Linked DNA regions of Homo sapiens: regions 1, 2 and 3 are each linked to region 4. Evidence: chromatin contacts called from ENCODE Hi-C or POLR2A ChIA-PET data. All regions are on one chromosome and are shown on one strand. Each heading gives the region's core, a stretch centred on a gene start or an enhancer-like site at or near the end of the contact. The rest is flanking DNA. Distances are from core to core; before and after follow the strand shown.

What was found. A loop is a pair of places that touch in the nucleus more often than their neighbours do. ChIA-PET counts read pairs that join two places held with the same protein, here RNA polymerase II (POLR2A). Pooled maps may share reads with other maps.
Region 1: a loop to region 4 is called in a pooled map, with 30 times the contacts of the local background. The contact joins the promoter of PI4K2B here to the promoter of LCORL in region 4. A Hi-C loop is called at or near these places in 9 of 50 pooled maps.
Region 2: a map of naive thymus-derived CD4-positive, alpha-beta T cell shows a loop between it and region 4 (12-fold over the local background). The contact joins the promoter of ZCCHC4 here to the promoter of LCORL in region 4. A Hi-C loop is called at or near these places in 1 of 168 maps with a recorded cell type or tissue (naive thymus-derived CD4-positive, alpha-beta T cell) and 7 of 50 pooled maps. POLR2A ChIA-PET finds 5 or more read pairs at or near these places in 1 of 52 experiments (H1).
Region 3: a loop to region 4 is called in a map of CD8-positive, alpha-beta T cell, with 22 times the contacts of the local background. The contact joins the promoter of ZNF518B here to the promoter of LCORL in region 4. A Hi-C loop is called at or near these places in 3 of 168 maps with a recorded cell type or tissue (B cell, CD8-positive, alpha-beta T cell and naive thymus-derived CD4-positive, alpha-beta T cell), 1 of 37 single-sample maps with no recorded cell type and 6 of 50 pooled maps.

Annotation. Positions count from the first base shown.
Region 1 is chr4:25,232,558-25,235,974 of GRCh38, forward strand. It overlaps PI4K2B (phosphatidylinositol 4-kinase type 2 beta), which reads left to right and starts at 1,476. Exons shown (of 10, transcript NM_018323.4): 1 at 1,476-1,874. The coding sequence starts at 1,607. LOC105374535 (a long non-coding RNA gene) reads right to left here and starts at 1,308. Exons shown (of 4, transcript XR_925490.3): 1 at 1,232-1,308. RefSeq lists silencers at 1,266-1,575, 1,676-1,915, 1,956-2,015 and enhancers at 1,302-1,803, 1,804-2,303, 2,236-2,365.
Region 2 is chr4:25,311,036-25,314,505 of GRCh38, forward strand. ZCCHC4 (zinc finger CCHC-type containing 4) reads left to right here and starts at 1,739. Exons shown (of 13, transcript NM_024936.3): 1 at 1,739-1,901; 2 at 3,011-3,129. The coding sequence starts at 1,775. RefSeq lists enhancers at 1,393-2,269, 1,798-1,857 and silencers at 1,518-1,587, 1,595-1,799.
Region 3 is chr4:10,455,303-10,458,938 of GRCh38, forward strand. ZNF518B (zinc finger protein 518B) reads right to left here and starts at 2,124. Exons shown (of 3, transcript NM_053042.3): 1 at 2,015-2,124. RefSeq lists enhancers at 1,190-1,249, 1,232-2,047, 1,310-1,469 and a silencer at 1,600-2,239.
Region 4 is chr4:18,020,342-18,023,767 of GRCh38, forward strand. LCORL (ligand dependent nuclear receptor corepressor like) reads right to left here and starts at 1,414. Exons shown (of 8, transcript NM_001394446.1): 1 at 1,257-1,414. The coding sequence starts at 1,410. RefSeq lists silencers at 626-955, 1,276-1,735 and an enhancer at 1,786-2,045.

The sequences.
Region 1 (3,417 bases), core at 226-2,725, 7.2 Mb after region 4:
GTAACTGAATTTATCCATGTGAAATTTAACAGACTTTAGTTGTACCAGTTTGATTTAGGTTGCAGACTTAAAGTTATACAATTGACACGTCCTTGTTTTATGGAAGGATATACATCTTGAAAGGTTTAAGGGCCAGTAAAGAATTTACTATGATTAATTTGTTGAGGACAGTCATCCTGAGACTGAGATGCATAAGGCTTTTTTTTGCATTTTGAGGAGGGTCTGGCTAACATATAAAGTTTTAATACAACTATGGGAAGTAACAGCTATCCATTTGGGAAAAGCATTGTAGTGTTGAGTGACTTCAGTCTCCAGGCTTAACTCTCCCTTTGACATAACAAGTTGGGGGTGGGGGGTGGTTCTGAGATTTTTATTTTCCTTTACAGGGTCAAAGAGGAAATCATAAAGGAAATTAAAAACTATTTTCAGCTGAAGGAAAACAAAAGCACAGTAGCAGGCCAGGCAAGGTGGCTTATGCTTGTAATCCCAGAATTTTGGGATGCTGAAGCAGGACGACTGCTTGAGACCAGGAGCTCAAGACCAATCTGGGCAACAGTGAGATCCCATCTCTACAAAAAATTTAAATTTAAAAATTAACAGGATGTGGTCGTGCACACCTGCAGTTCCAGCTACTGTGTCTTCTACAGTTTAAAGCTGAGAAGATCCCTTGAGCTTAGGAGGTTGAGACTGCAGTGAGCTATGATTGTGTCACTGCACTCCAGCCTGGATAACAAAGTGAGACCCTGTCTCAAAAATAACAACCACCAAGAAAAAAAAAAAGGAGAATTCAGCTAAAGCAGTGCTTAGAGGGCAATTTATAGCCTTAAAATACTAGCATTGGAAAAGCAGAAAGATCCAGAATCAATCATCTTCTACTCTAAGCAACTAGAAAAAGAAGAGGAAATCAAAACTCAAGTGAGCAATAAAGAGCAAAATAAGGCAATGGACCAGAAAACAGAAAATCAATGGAACCAAAACATGACATTTTGAAAAGATTTAAAAATTGATAAACTTCTAGCTAGATTAGTCAGAAAAAGAAAACATACAAACTGCCACTATCAAGAATATCTGAACAAAGACAAGGTCCCTGCCCTCCTGGACGTCTACTGGAGGAAAGAAATGTCATACAATTAAATCTATAGTTACAGATTATGGTAAACTCTGAGAGAGAATTCTGTCAGGGAGAAGCCGCTTTTGGTTGCAGGAGGGCACCTCTTTGAAAATTACTCACCTTCCCGCCCTCCACTGGGAGTAAAGCGAGCTGTGCCCAGCTTCTCCCCGCGCTCACGGAAGCAGGTGGCGGCCCCACCCCACCTGACCCCTCAAAAGCCCCGCCCCCTGTTCACTCCCACGTGCCCCGCTGCCGCCGCCGCCGCCGCCACGACCCTTCTGCGCAGGCGCGGGGGTGGTGCCTGGCGGAGGCGCGAGGTGGGGCGCGGCCGGCGGCGAGGCGGGACAACCGCTGGGCGGGCGCCAAGCGTGCCCGTGCGCTGGTGAGGTGGCGTCCGTTCTACCCGGTCGCTCCCGTTCCGCGCCATGCAGAGCCCAGTCTCTGGCACCTGGCTGCTCTGATCTGGTCTCAGCGCGGAGGGAGCAGAGGGAGTCCATGGAGGATCCCTCCGAGCCCGACCGGTTGGCGTCCGCGGACGGCGGGAGCCCGGAGGAGGAGGAGGATGGGGAGCGGGAGCCGCTGCTACCGCGGATCGCCTGGGCCCACCCGCGGAGAGGCGCCCCAGGCAGCGCCGTGAGGCTGCTGGACGCTGCCGGGGAGGAGGGCGAGGCCGGCGACGAGGAGCTGCCCCTCCCGCCCGGGGACGTGGGGGTCTCCCGGAGTTCGTCCGCCGAGCTGGACCGGAGCCGCCCCGCGGTTTCAGGTGCGACCCGGCCCTGCCCCACTCCCCGCGCCCCTCCGGGCGGCTGCCCCTGTCGCCCGGCTCGGTCCTGTCTCCCGCGCGCGCTGGCCGAGGTGGACGGGCTTTCCCCGCTCGCTGGGCAGCAGCTCCCGAGCTCGGACCGGCGCCAGCCGCAGCCGCACCGCGGGCACCTAGCTTGCTCGCTCTTTCTCCGGGAGCTCCCTCTCCTAAGGCCAGTGGTTGTCATTAAACCGATTCTTTAGACCTCCCCGCAAAGTGAGTCAAAACTTCTAGAAACCGACACTGGGGAGAGGTTAACGCTGTAAAATGACGTAAGTCCTTGCTCAAGTTTGGACTTGACTTTTGAATTAAGAACCTTGAACTCTCAGGAAAGTTCCCGGAGTGGTGAATTTGCAAAGTGGATGACAGGAGAGAGATGGACAGCCAGAATATCCAGTTGCCACTGGGGCACGTTTCAAAACCTTTTTCTATTAAATGTTGTTATTATGAAGTTAGCCACAGGGGGCAAAAGCAGTTGAAAGTCTGTTCCTGCCCTCTTACAGTTTAGTTTCTCTTTCTTGATTTACTTCTAATACATAAGAAAACCAAAACGAAAAACCTCTTTTCGCTATTAAGCGGACTGATAACCTCAGGCGAAACAGGGCAGTTGAAATGATGTTGAAGGTTAAATTTAGGTATGCTGTGCAGGCCTGGATATTTATTAATAAAGTGAGTTTTTCTGGCGTGTTGAATGGAGTTAGACAAATGTGATGGAAATAGCAAGAGACTTGTAAGACTCTCAGCTAGAGGTGAGACAGACTTGTTTGTAAAAAGGCGATGGTACACCTCCCTGCTGGTTGTGAGGATGGATTAAATGAGATGTTGTGCACCCGGTTGGTTTATCGCTTCACACATGACAACTTAAAAACCACAGAAAATGGAAGTTTCTTTAACACTGCTTAGTTTTTTTTGGAATTGTTAGATTTTAAATGTACTGTTAGTGGTACACTAATGTGTCCTTTACAGTTTAAAGAATTTTGGATAGAATCGGTCACTCAAGTTCTAGCTAGAGGCTACATTCAGGCATATTCTAGAGTAAATAAATCAGAGAATCCCAAGGGGAGCAGTTTGTCTGATTGTTTAAGCTTTAACCAACGTCTGCTCCCGTTATAATGTTACCTGATGGATGCATTGACGTTTAACCAAACAACGTGAAGCTGAAACCAGATCACAAACGGGTCTGCATTTGCCTAGCTACATTGGCAATTTGGGTATATGTTACTTAGAATTTAGTCTGTAAAATAGCTAGCTTGCCTTTTTCTGTCCCTTACCTTGTGTAAGCTACCTTGTGTACCTGGGTTTTTAAAAGAGCCTAAAGCCTTCAAAATGCACTTGTTCTGTGAAAGTGAGGTGTTTTATAAACAAACAGTATTAAGGCTAGAAAAAAATCAAAGCGAGAGGTCAACGAGATGGCAGGCCTGTAATCCCATCCCAGCATTTTGGGAGGTCTAGGCAGGAGAATAGCTTGAGGCTGGAAGTTCGAGACCCACCTGGGCAACATAGC
Region 2 (3,470 bases), core at 489-2,988, 7.3 Mb after region 4:
AGTGTTCTGGACAACTTGAAAAAGGGGACACTGGTACATCAAAGATACAGATGCTACTGGTGCAGATGGAGAATTTGAGTAAAACCATTACATGAAATGTGAAAGAAAAACAGCCATGTTTTTACAGTAATAAACCATAGCACTCAATGTGTGAAGTTAACTAGGCACATGCCCCAATGGTTCTTTAAATAACATAAGAGACTATTTCGTCTACAACCATAGACATGTGGCTGCGTCTTGATTACTGCACTATAAGACTTGAAATTGAGTAGGCTGATTCCTCCCACTTCATTATTCTTTTTCCAAAATTGTTTTAGCTATTTTAGTTCCCTTGCCTTTCCATATAAATTTCAGAATATTGTCTAAATGTACAAAAAGAATCTGGCTGGGATTTTCATAGCAATTGTGCTACACCTGTATAAGCATTAAACCTGGGGAGAACTGATATCTTTACTATGTTGAGTCTTCTGATTTATGAATGCAGTATGTTTCTGCATTTGTTTATTCTTTGATTTTTTTTTTTTTTTTTTAAGACGGAGTCTCACTCTGTCACCCAGGCTGGAGTGCAGTGGCACAATCTCGGCTCACTGCAAGCTCCGCCTTCCGGGTTCACGCCATTCTCCTGCCTCAGCCTCCCGAGTAGCTGGGACTACAGGTGCCCGCCACCACGCCTGGCTAATTTTTTTGTTTTTGTATTTTTAGTATTTTTAGTAGAGACGGGGTTTCACGGTGTTAGCCAGGATGGTCTCGATCTCCTGACCTTGTGATCCACCTGCCTTGGCCTCCCAAAATTCTGGGATTATAGGCGTGAGCCACCGTGCCCGGCTATTCTTTGATTTTTAAAAAACTTTAAAAATTGCTTATTTATTTTAGAGATGTCGTCTCGCTTTGTTGCCCGGGCTGGTTTCGAACTCCTGGATTCAAGCAATCCTCCCTCCTTGGCCCCCCAAAGTGCTGGGATTACAGGTGTGAGCCACTGCACTCAGCCTTGATTTTTTTTAATCAAGCATTTTGGAGTTTTTAGCATACATAAAGCTCTGTACATATTTCGTTAGATTTACACCTATTTCATTTATTTGAGTGATTGTAAGTGGTATTCTATTTTTTAGTGTTCTTGTGATCATTGCTAGTATTTAGAAATCCAGTTGATGTTTGTGTGTTTATCTCATATCCTGCAACCTTGCTGAACTCAGTTTAAACCGGAGGTGTTTTCCTGATAGATTCTTTCGGATTTTTAAAATGTGGACAATCATGTCATCTGCAAATCAGGACGGTTTTCTTTCTTTCTTATGTATAAATGTCAATGAGTATGCAACTATGATGTGCAACTTTCAGCATTGTCCAAAAGTTACAGAGGATGATGCAGTGACTGTGACTTTGAAAAACAAAGAATGATCCTTAAATCACAGCTGCTGCAGCCATTTCAGCTATTTGGCAGAGGTGGTAATGCTGCCTTTTGGACCTACAATACAACCAAGTCTTTGTTCGAATCATCTCACTTCCTGGCTATATTCTTAAGAAAGGAGGGTGCTTCATGCGCTGAGCTCATGGCACAGGTCCCGCAAGTGACCTGCGAGCCCCACCGCTAGGGGCCGCTTAGGTGCAGCCCCCAGGTGGGCGGGGACTGCGTTTCGGGGCGTGGCCTCCGCCGCGGCAGCCCCCGCCCAAGCTCCTCCTAAGCGCCTGGGGGCGCTGTGGGTCGCTTTGGGTCGCGGGGGCGCTCTTTCTCAGCATTCTTGTTTCGTACTGAGGCTTTCGGGACGGCGGCGGGAAGATGGCGGCCTCCAGGAATGGGTTTGAAGCCGTGGAGGCAGAGGGCAGCGCAGGGTGCCGGGGAAGCTCGGGAATGGAGGTGGTGCTTCCTTTGGATCCTGCCGTCCCCGCCCCGCTGTGCCCTCACGGTGGGTCAGAGTCTGGGCTCAGCCTAACTGCCGGGCGCTGAGGGTGTGAGTTGGCTTGGAAGTGGCTTTTGGGGCTCCTGTATTTTTACCCGCCTCTTTCCCTCACCAGTGTGCTGCCTAGAAAATACTCCTTCCTCGGAACGCGGTGTTTTTCAACTTACTTGAGAAACATTCAGAGCAAGTCTCCACTCTTGTGGTTTTGGCTCCAGGACTATTTCATCTCTTTTGGGGGGAAGGGGCAGAAAAGTAGGCAAAGAGAAGAATGCATGGTATTGAATAGTTCTCGTTGACAAGTACTTGGGGATTTCATTTGTTGATTTGCTCTCCCTTCAAAAATAAAAAATTAGGGAGAAAAACAGTGTAATTCTTGCCTGCGAACTAGACTCAGTTTTTCTCTAACTTACAGAAAGTGGGCGTTTCCAGCTCAAAGCTCAGGTTTTCACTGCAAGGGTAACCGCGCAAGAGATGTCAAAGTCCTCAATTCTCTGAGTCCCTTCCTTGTTTTAGTCTCAGGTTTGTAATATTCACAACGTAGACAGCAACTGTACCGACAATAGCATTTTCTTTCTGAAGAGACCGGTTTTCAAAAATTATTTATAAGTAGTCACTGCCGGAATGTTGTAACAGAGAGAAAAGAAACATTCATTAAACACAGAGAAGCCGGCGTGGTGGCGTGCACCTGTAGTTCCAGCACTTGGGGGGCCGAGGCGGGCTGATCGCTTGAGCCCAGGAGTTTGAGACTAGCCCGGGCAAAAATGATGACACTCCGTCTACAAAAAAAGAAAAACAGCTGGGGACACGCAACTGTAGTCCCAGCTACTCGGGATGCTGAGGCGGGAGAATCGCTTGAGGCTAGGAAGCAGGATCTCAGTGAGCCATGATTGTGCCAGTGCGCTTCAGCCTGGGCGACAGAGGGAGACCCTGTCTCAAGAAAACAAAACAAAAAACCCTAACAAAACAAAAAACAACCAACCAAAGAGATGGATTTAATTATGATAAATTGTGCCTAAAGCTCAAACAAATTTTATTTAAGGGCAGCGAAAACTAAGAACTTGACGTAGATGACCATTACTTGACACTTTTTTTTTTTTTTTCTATTCTGGAACTAGGACCCACTCTTCTGTTTGTAAAGGTGACCCAAGGGAAAGAAGAAACTCGGAGGTTTTATGCCTGTTCAGCCTGTAGAGATAGAAAAGACTGTAATTTTTTTCAGTGGGAAGATGAAAAGGTATATCAACTTTTTGGATATTTATTTTTTATTTTTGGTATGTGTGACAATTTTGTTGAGAACGTGTAAACCAATAAAAATATGCGGTCTGAACATACAAGATAAATCTCTTAAGAGAGATGGAGATACTATGTTTGTTGGTTCAGAAAATGAGTTCATGTTTACTCTGATTACTGATATCTTAAACTACTGTCTCAAAGTCTTATTTCCCCATAAGACTCTCTGAGGTGGTAATATTGGGTGGGGCTGATCTTCTGTGTGTTAGCTTGGGCTTCTGTAACAGAAGTACCATAGGCTGTGTGGCTTAAACGACAGACATCTGTTTCTTACAGTTCTGGAGA
Region 3 (3,636 bases), core at 874-3,373, 7.6 Mb before region 4:
AATCCTGGAAATTGCAGTTAGCTGAGTTTGCATAACAAAGAAAATGCAGTAGACAGCAGGCAGTTTGAGAACAATCATGATTGGGGAAACCCTCCCTGGTAAGGATCTTGTTTATCATGATCAATAGCGAAGGGTTTGGCCAAGGAAGGCACTCAATAAGGTTCGTACTGGTTGAAAGAATGAGTGAATGAATGAATGAAAGAGCAGGCTTCACAGAGACAAAAATAAAATGTTCTTTGTTCTTCCTTTTGCACAAAAACTGGCCCCGATGCCCTTACTTAAAGGCAAATAAATCTCTAGAGATCTAAATGGATTTTTTTAATTGCCATTTTGCATTTTTAAGATCTTCAGATCGGGTATAATACATCAGAAAGGAGTCCCAATAAATAAAGGAATGCCATCCTTTGTCTGCTCTTTTCAAATTGCATTTGCAATGAATGTTATCAGCATAGCAAACTGTCTACGCAAAAAAGTGTTATTTTTGAAGGCTAAATTTGATCCAAGATGAAAGTAACTTTTAAAAATTGCATCCTAGTTAAAGATATCAATATCACACAATTTTAAAAAAGAACTATTTGTATTCTACTCAAAGAGACAACAGTATATAACATTGGTTTCTAAAACAATATTTTCTGAACCCTTGGCTGTGTACTGACATCATATGCTGGGCTGAACTTTGCATATGTGACTCAAGAGAGAGAAAAGAGATGTATTCCCATCCTCAGTCTCTGCTCTACTGTAGAAGAGTACTGCAAGCTTCTAGAGACCCAGGTTTGTCTTAATTCTTGGTGATTTCAAGTCTAAACTTAAGATGGTTTAAAGAGTCTAACACAACATTAGAGTTTAGCTACGTAGATTTGTACTTTTAAATAGGACATAATGCTCTGTAGTTTTTTTTTTTAATGTTACGTTGATAAATCGTTCATTATTACAATTTTTAAAGTCAGAGGTATTGTAACGGGATACATTAACTACCCAACTTATAAAGACTTAAGTGTTTTCTCCCGTTCGCTCTTTTGGCTTTTCCTTTCTGGTTAAGAAACTTTCATTCTTTTGAACCCTGCAATTTCTTGGCTTTACAGAGCCCCAAACCCCAAAGACACCAAGATAAGACGGGCAGGCCGGTATGGGGAGGTCCCACAATGACATCAGCATTTGGAACAATTCAAACCTTCACCATCTCTTCTCAACCTCCTATGTCCTCGCCCCCCGTAAAAGATGCGCAGGACCTCGATGGACGAGCCCACCCCTGACCCTCTCAAGGAAAGACAATGCCAGGCTGGTTTTCGAGTTTATTGTCGGCACGCTCCCCCGATGGCAGGCAGCATCCGAGGCGAGCGCGCCTGAGCCTGGGCGCTCGGAGGACGAGGCCAGGTGCATCGGGCGCATCGTCGTCTCCCAGGCGCGTCCCGCTCGCCGCGAGGGAAGGCCGGGGTTCTTCCAACCGAAGAAAACCAAAACCGTCAACGCTCAGCTCCGAGGCCCGCAGGAGGCTTTAAAAATGGCCTCCTGACGACACTTCCTGCTCGGCGCGGACGGTAGGAGCCCTCGGAGGAGGCATCCTTCATAACGCTGGGGGCGGGGAGCGCAGGCCGGGCCAGCGGCGCCACACGAACGGCCCCGCGGGACGCTGCCACCCCCGCCTCGGTCGCCCCGGCGCGTCGGCCGAGTCCGCGGGGTCGCGGCGCACAAAGGCGAGCTGGGGGCGCCGGGCCGGACCCCGACCCTAGGCCAGGCCCGCGTACCTGCTCAACGCGCGCCAAGCCGCGGCCCGGGCCCCCACCCCAGCCGGTGCCCCACGCCCACCAGCCGGAGCCCGCGTTCGGCCTACCCGGTGCCACTTGCCACGACGCCAGCCCTCAGCGCGGGCACGCGGGGCCGCGGCCGCTCGACCCGCCCCGGCCTGGCCCCGTCAGGCCCCCGCCCCGCGCGCCCCCACGACCCGGCCGCAGCTGGCGCTTCGGTCACGTACACGCGGATCCGGGGGCCCTCGCCCTCCCGCTCAGCTACTTACCCGGCAGGCCGGATTCGGGTGCCAGGTCCCGGCGAAGGGGCGTCTACACCGCCGGCCGCAGACCGCCGGCGCCGCGCCCGCTGTAGGTCCCTACCCGGGGGGCGGAGCCCGCGCCAGCCCCGCGCGTGCGCAATGTGAAGCGGCGGCGCGGCTCCAGCGAGGCCGGCGCCTGAGGTCTCTAAGGCTGCGCCCGCCCCCGCCGGGCTTCTAAGCTGTCCAGAGCGGGGAGCCTCAGACCCAGCCGAGCCCCACTTCTGGGCTTAGAGCTTGACCCAACACGTTCGCACCGTAGCGAGCGAGGTCCACATTTAGCCATGCCGCAGGCAAAAGAAGGATTCGGCTTCGGTCCTGGCCCAGTCTGCCATCCCGGGGCGCCTGCCTTGTACCGGGTCCCGCGGAGGGCGGCCTTGGCGCCTGCCTCCCTGGAGCCTGCAGTCCTGCAGTGGGTGAGTGAAAGCGAGAGAAGAGGAGCTCAGGTCCTCAGCCTCCAAACTCGTCTTCTTGGAGAGCTTCAGTGAAGGAGATGGCCTTGAAGTCCTGGGTACAAATCCTGACTCTCCCTACTCCTTTACATCTTAGCTGCTGGACCTTGGCGAGAAAGTCCCCTGACCTCTCTCAGTGTCTTCATTTCTGAAGACGGGGAAGGTCGTATGTGAGGCGCAAAGCCTCCTCTAGCAGTTGGGCGTTGCGAGGGTCAGAGGGGACAATGACTGTGGGAGTCTGGAGAGGGTGTGAGCTCATTTAATGCCAGAGTTTCTTTCCTGCCTCCTGGACTTCGGTGCTATTTTGGGCGAGCCAACTGCCCTCTAGATACACCTGCATCTACGGTCCGGAAGGAAGACATATTTAGAATAGAGCCTCTAAGAGGAAAGAAGAAGACCATATTGCCAGGTCCCGCACAATCAGTGACTCCCCACAAAGTGAAACAGCTCTCCAGCAGGGGCAGGTTGAGGCATGGGAGCAGCGTCACTGGGAAGTACAGTTTCTTCGGGATGAACAGCTAAAGTTTATTTCAAAGCTCTGGAGGCGGGGGCGGGGCAAGGCTGGTTTCCATCACCTTCCTGTTGGCGGCCAAAGGTCGGCGTGCACGGACAGCGGCCAGTATGCTGCACGGAGGAGATGTGGGCCTGGGCAGTACTGCCACACGGAGAAGCGGAGTTGAAGAAGACAGGCTCAGCCACAAGTCCAGCAGCTGGGCAAAACCTCCACCACTAAAGTATCAGGAGCTGGGCAGAGAAAATAGCAGCCCAGAGAGCAAATCCTTCTTCCTGCCCTAGGCTGCAGTGCTCCTAACCTCGGTCCTGATCAGGGAGCTGCTAGGGTCCTGGTTTTCTATCTCCTAGGGCTCAGAAAAGCTAAGGAACCTCTTCTCAGAAAAACACATTTATGTGCAGATAGCACCTATCAGAGAGAATATGCCAGAGAGTTCAAAGTCTCCCTCAAGAGTAGGGTCAAGTTGGGAAAGGCATTGAGAATCCAAACTAGGAGCCACTGCCTGAAAATCTCTAGTGGCAAACAGAGCCACATCAGGAAAAACTATTAATTCTAAGTATTGGAGAATCTGAGGTCTAGACATTAGAAAATTGTCCTAAACTTTATAAGGAGAGGCAACTCTCCTTATA
Region 4 (3,426 bases), core at 164-2,663:
CCAACTCCAAATGCCAAGATTCACTCGCCAGTAGAGCAAGCTGCTGCCACTATCCACTGCTTACACAATACAACCTTCCTTTCTACCTCTTCCCCTACACTCCCACCCATAACCCCCTTCCAAAACAAACACCCACAACGCGCCCCATTCCATAATCCGTGTTCGCCCCTCTAAGCCCACTAAACCAACCTGCTGGATAACAGCTCTATGCATTCGTCTTAGGCAAAAAAAGAAAAAAAAAAAAGCGACTGCAGCAAGGTCGGGAGTCCCACCATTCCTGTCACCCTAAACAATCCACAGGGTGAGAGCCCCAAGCCCAGAAGTTTGAGGCAAAACGATTCAGATCCAACCAAAAAGAGGGAATTGCAGTTGAATGGGGATGGGAGGTGGGGAGGGCGATGCGTATGCGTGTATATGTGTGTGTGTGTGTAAGGAAGAGTCCATCACATGACAGTGAAAGAGGACCAGAGTCGTCGGGGCGTCCGCAAGCAGACGGGGGGGAGGGTGTCGTTGCCGTGGCAACACCCCCCATCCGTCCAGACTTCCAAAGAGGGAGGAAGAACTTCAAATCCCAACCGTCAGCGCTCAAGCGGCTCCTTCTTAAAGGGGTACACACAGCGCCGCCGCCGAGCGCGAGAGGGCAGAGTTGGGCGCCCCCCGCCCCTCGGACGACGCCCCCGCCGCCCCTCGCCCCCAGCCGGCCCATCAGCGGCCCCCGCCCTGCGAGTGCCCGTGGGTCTCCAGGTCCAGGTCCCCGGGAACTGGCCGCGTCTGCTCACCCGGCCCCCGGCGGCGACAAGGGGGTGTGTGTGCGCTCGGCGGGGGCGCGGACCAGCCCGCCTTCCTCCGGCCGCCCTGCCCGCCGGCTCTCCTCCGCCAGGGCGCCGACCCACCGGGCCGCTTCCTCCGTCCTGTCAGGGTGGACGGCGGGCGACGGCGGGCAGCGACGGGCGCCGAGGAGTTTCGGGGAGAGAGCGAGCGGGCGGCTTCCGCGGGGGCTCAGCAAGCGGGTCCAAACTAACAGTTCCCGGGGAGCCCAAGAGCTGGGAAGGCGAAGGAGCGCGGACCGCGCCGGGCCAGCAGCCCGCAAGACAAAAGGCGAGCGCCGGGGCCGCCGCGCCGCGCCGCTCCCATCTCGCTCCCCCACCGAACTAACCCGAACGGGAGATTCAACTAAACCCCTCAGCCACAAACTCCTCGGGCTGCGACAGCGGTCGCCGCGCGGAGCCCGGGGCCCCGGCCCGCGTCTCTCTTACCTACACAGTGCATGAGGCGGTGGCGCCAAGAGTCGAGTTCCCGCCGGAATCCTCTTCTCTCCGCCGCGCACCGAGGGCTCCGGCACTGAGCGGCGGCGGCGGCGGCGGCAGCAGCGGCGGCGGCAGCGGCCATTCTCTCTCTTCCCTTGTCCATCTGCGTCCCGCGTCACGCGCCCTCATTTACATACGAGCAGCGCAGGCACGAGGCAGGGGCGCGAGCCCTCGGCGCGAGCCCCGGAGCGCGCGCCCCCCGGAGGGGGGTTGATTGACACGTGTCACTACCTTCCCTCTGCCCTGCCCTCCCCCTCCCACCGCTCCCTCAGGGAGAGGCGGGGAGGGAGCCAGAGGAGAAGGAAGCAACCTGCCGCTTCCGCTGACCCCGCCTCCCCACCCACTACCCTCCTCCCCCTCCCGCTGGAGTTTACTCAGGCGAGCCATACCGCTCCCGCCGCCCGCGAAAACCCTGAGCGGGAGCGAGAGACCCGGAGCCCAGCCAGGAACCGGCGTGCTAGTGGAGCGGACTAGCAACGCCTACTTTCTGCCTTCACTACGGGACTCCGACAGTCCGGAGACTTCACTTCCCAGGCTCCATTTCGCCAGGATCCCGAAGCTGAACTTGGCGCCGTGGCGCGTTGCTTGCCGGTCATTGTAGTCCAGAAGAAAGGATTTTTTTTGTTTGTTTGTTTTTCTTCCCCCCCGCACTTGGGTATGCAGGCTGGCCTGCAACTTCTCTGCGCCGCGCCGCTGGGGGGCTGAGTCTGTCGCTCCCTGCGCCCGGAACCATGCGCTGCCCGGTGGCCGGGTCTGACCCGACTGCTTTAGCTTCCTTAGGCTCCGCGATAGAAGGGTGGTGGAAGCCGCAAGAGTTGTCGGCTCCTTGTGGGTTCAGGCTGCGCTTTGCGTTTTAAGTGCTGGAAACTTTCCGGGGTCGCTGTCTTCCTGTCACTCCGCAGGGAAAGGGCAAGCCGGTCATTCGGCTACATCTGGAATAACTGCCAAACGTCCAGAGAGAGATCCCGGAGTGACTTCGGTATTCAAGGCGAAGAGATCTCGGAAAGCCAGAATATTTGCAAGGACTAGGAAAAAGATGCGGGTTTTTTTCACTGAAAATTACTTGCAGGGGACTGGGTGTAGCCGGCTGAAAACTGCAGAAGGAAAATTTTCTTTATAAGCTCCTGGAGGGCAGCGACCCACTGAGATCTCTGTACCGTGACATCTGTCACTCGCTAGACCCTAGTACAGTGCGTGACACGGGATTAAGCACTTTACAAAGGTTAATGGAATGAATTCTACCACGTGCTAGAGAAAATAACTTCTTCAGAGAGAGCTAGAGAGGAATCTTACGTTTAAATACAGACTCCAATCACAGTTTTTACTTTTGCACCAGAGCGATTGTGCGTTTGTTTCCGTATAAGTGCAGTTTATCAAGCCGAAGCTAAGCTACCCAACGTTTGCTAAGAAGTACTGTGTATTTCTGGAAATTTATTCACAAGTCTGTGGGAAATATGTTTAATTCTTCTTGGAAATCTCATAAACTCTGAATTCAGTACCACCTTCCCTGTTTTGTGGCTTATCCTTATCCACCTTCTTTTTCTTCCTATGAGAAAGTATTTCTTTGCTCATTATGACTTCAGTAGTGAAGATGTAATTTTGCATCTTCATAAGTTAAAAATAATAAAGTTTGAACGCATAATCACCTTTTCTAGAACGGTCACAATTGGAGTGCAGGTGAAATCACTAGTGAAGGTGATTTTGGAATTGTCAGTGGATGGTTTTAGTTAACCACTTCCACTCACAATTGCCACGATGATCAGCCTTTGCAGTTTTCCTGATCACTTTTATAGTAATCTACATTAGTTAGGATGGGAAAAATTATGGTGCAGTAATAAATGATCCAAGAATCTTAGTGGCTTAAAACAACAACAAAAAACTATTTCCTGATTATCTACATGTTCATCTCTGGGTGGCAGGAGGAGGGGGCTTCATTCCATGTGGTCTCACTAAGCAACTGGATCCTTAAAGAGGCTGGAATCTCTGCAACGTCCCCCCTTGGGTGATAGGCAAAAGGAAGATGAAGAATGGCGAACTGGTTCTTCCTAAAAGTGATACAAGTCAGTTCTCACATTTCATTGACCAAAGCGAATTATTCGGGCGTATCTATCTTAAAGGG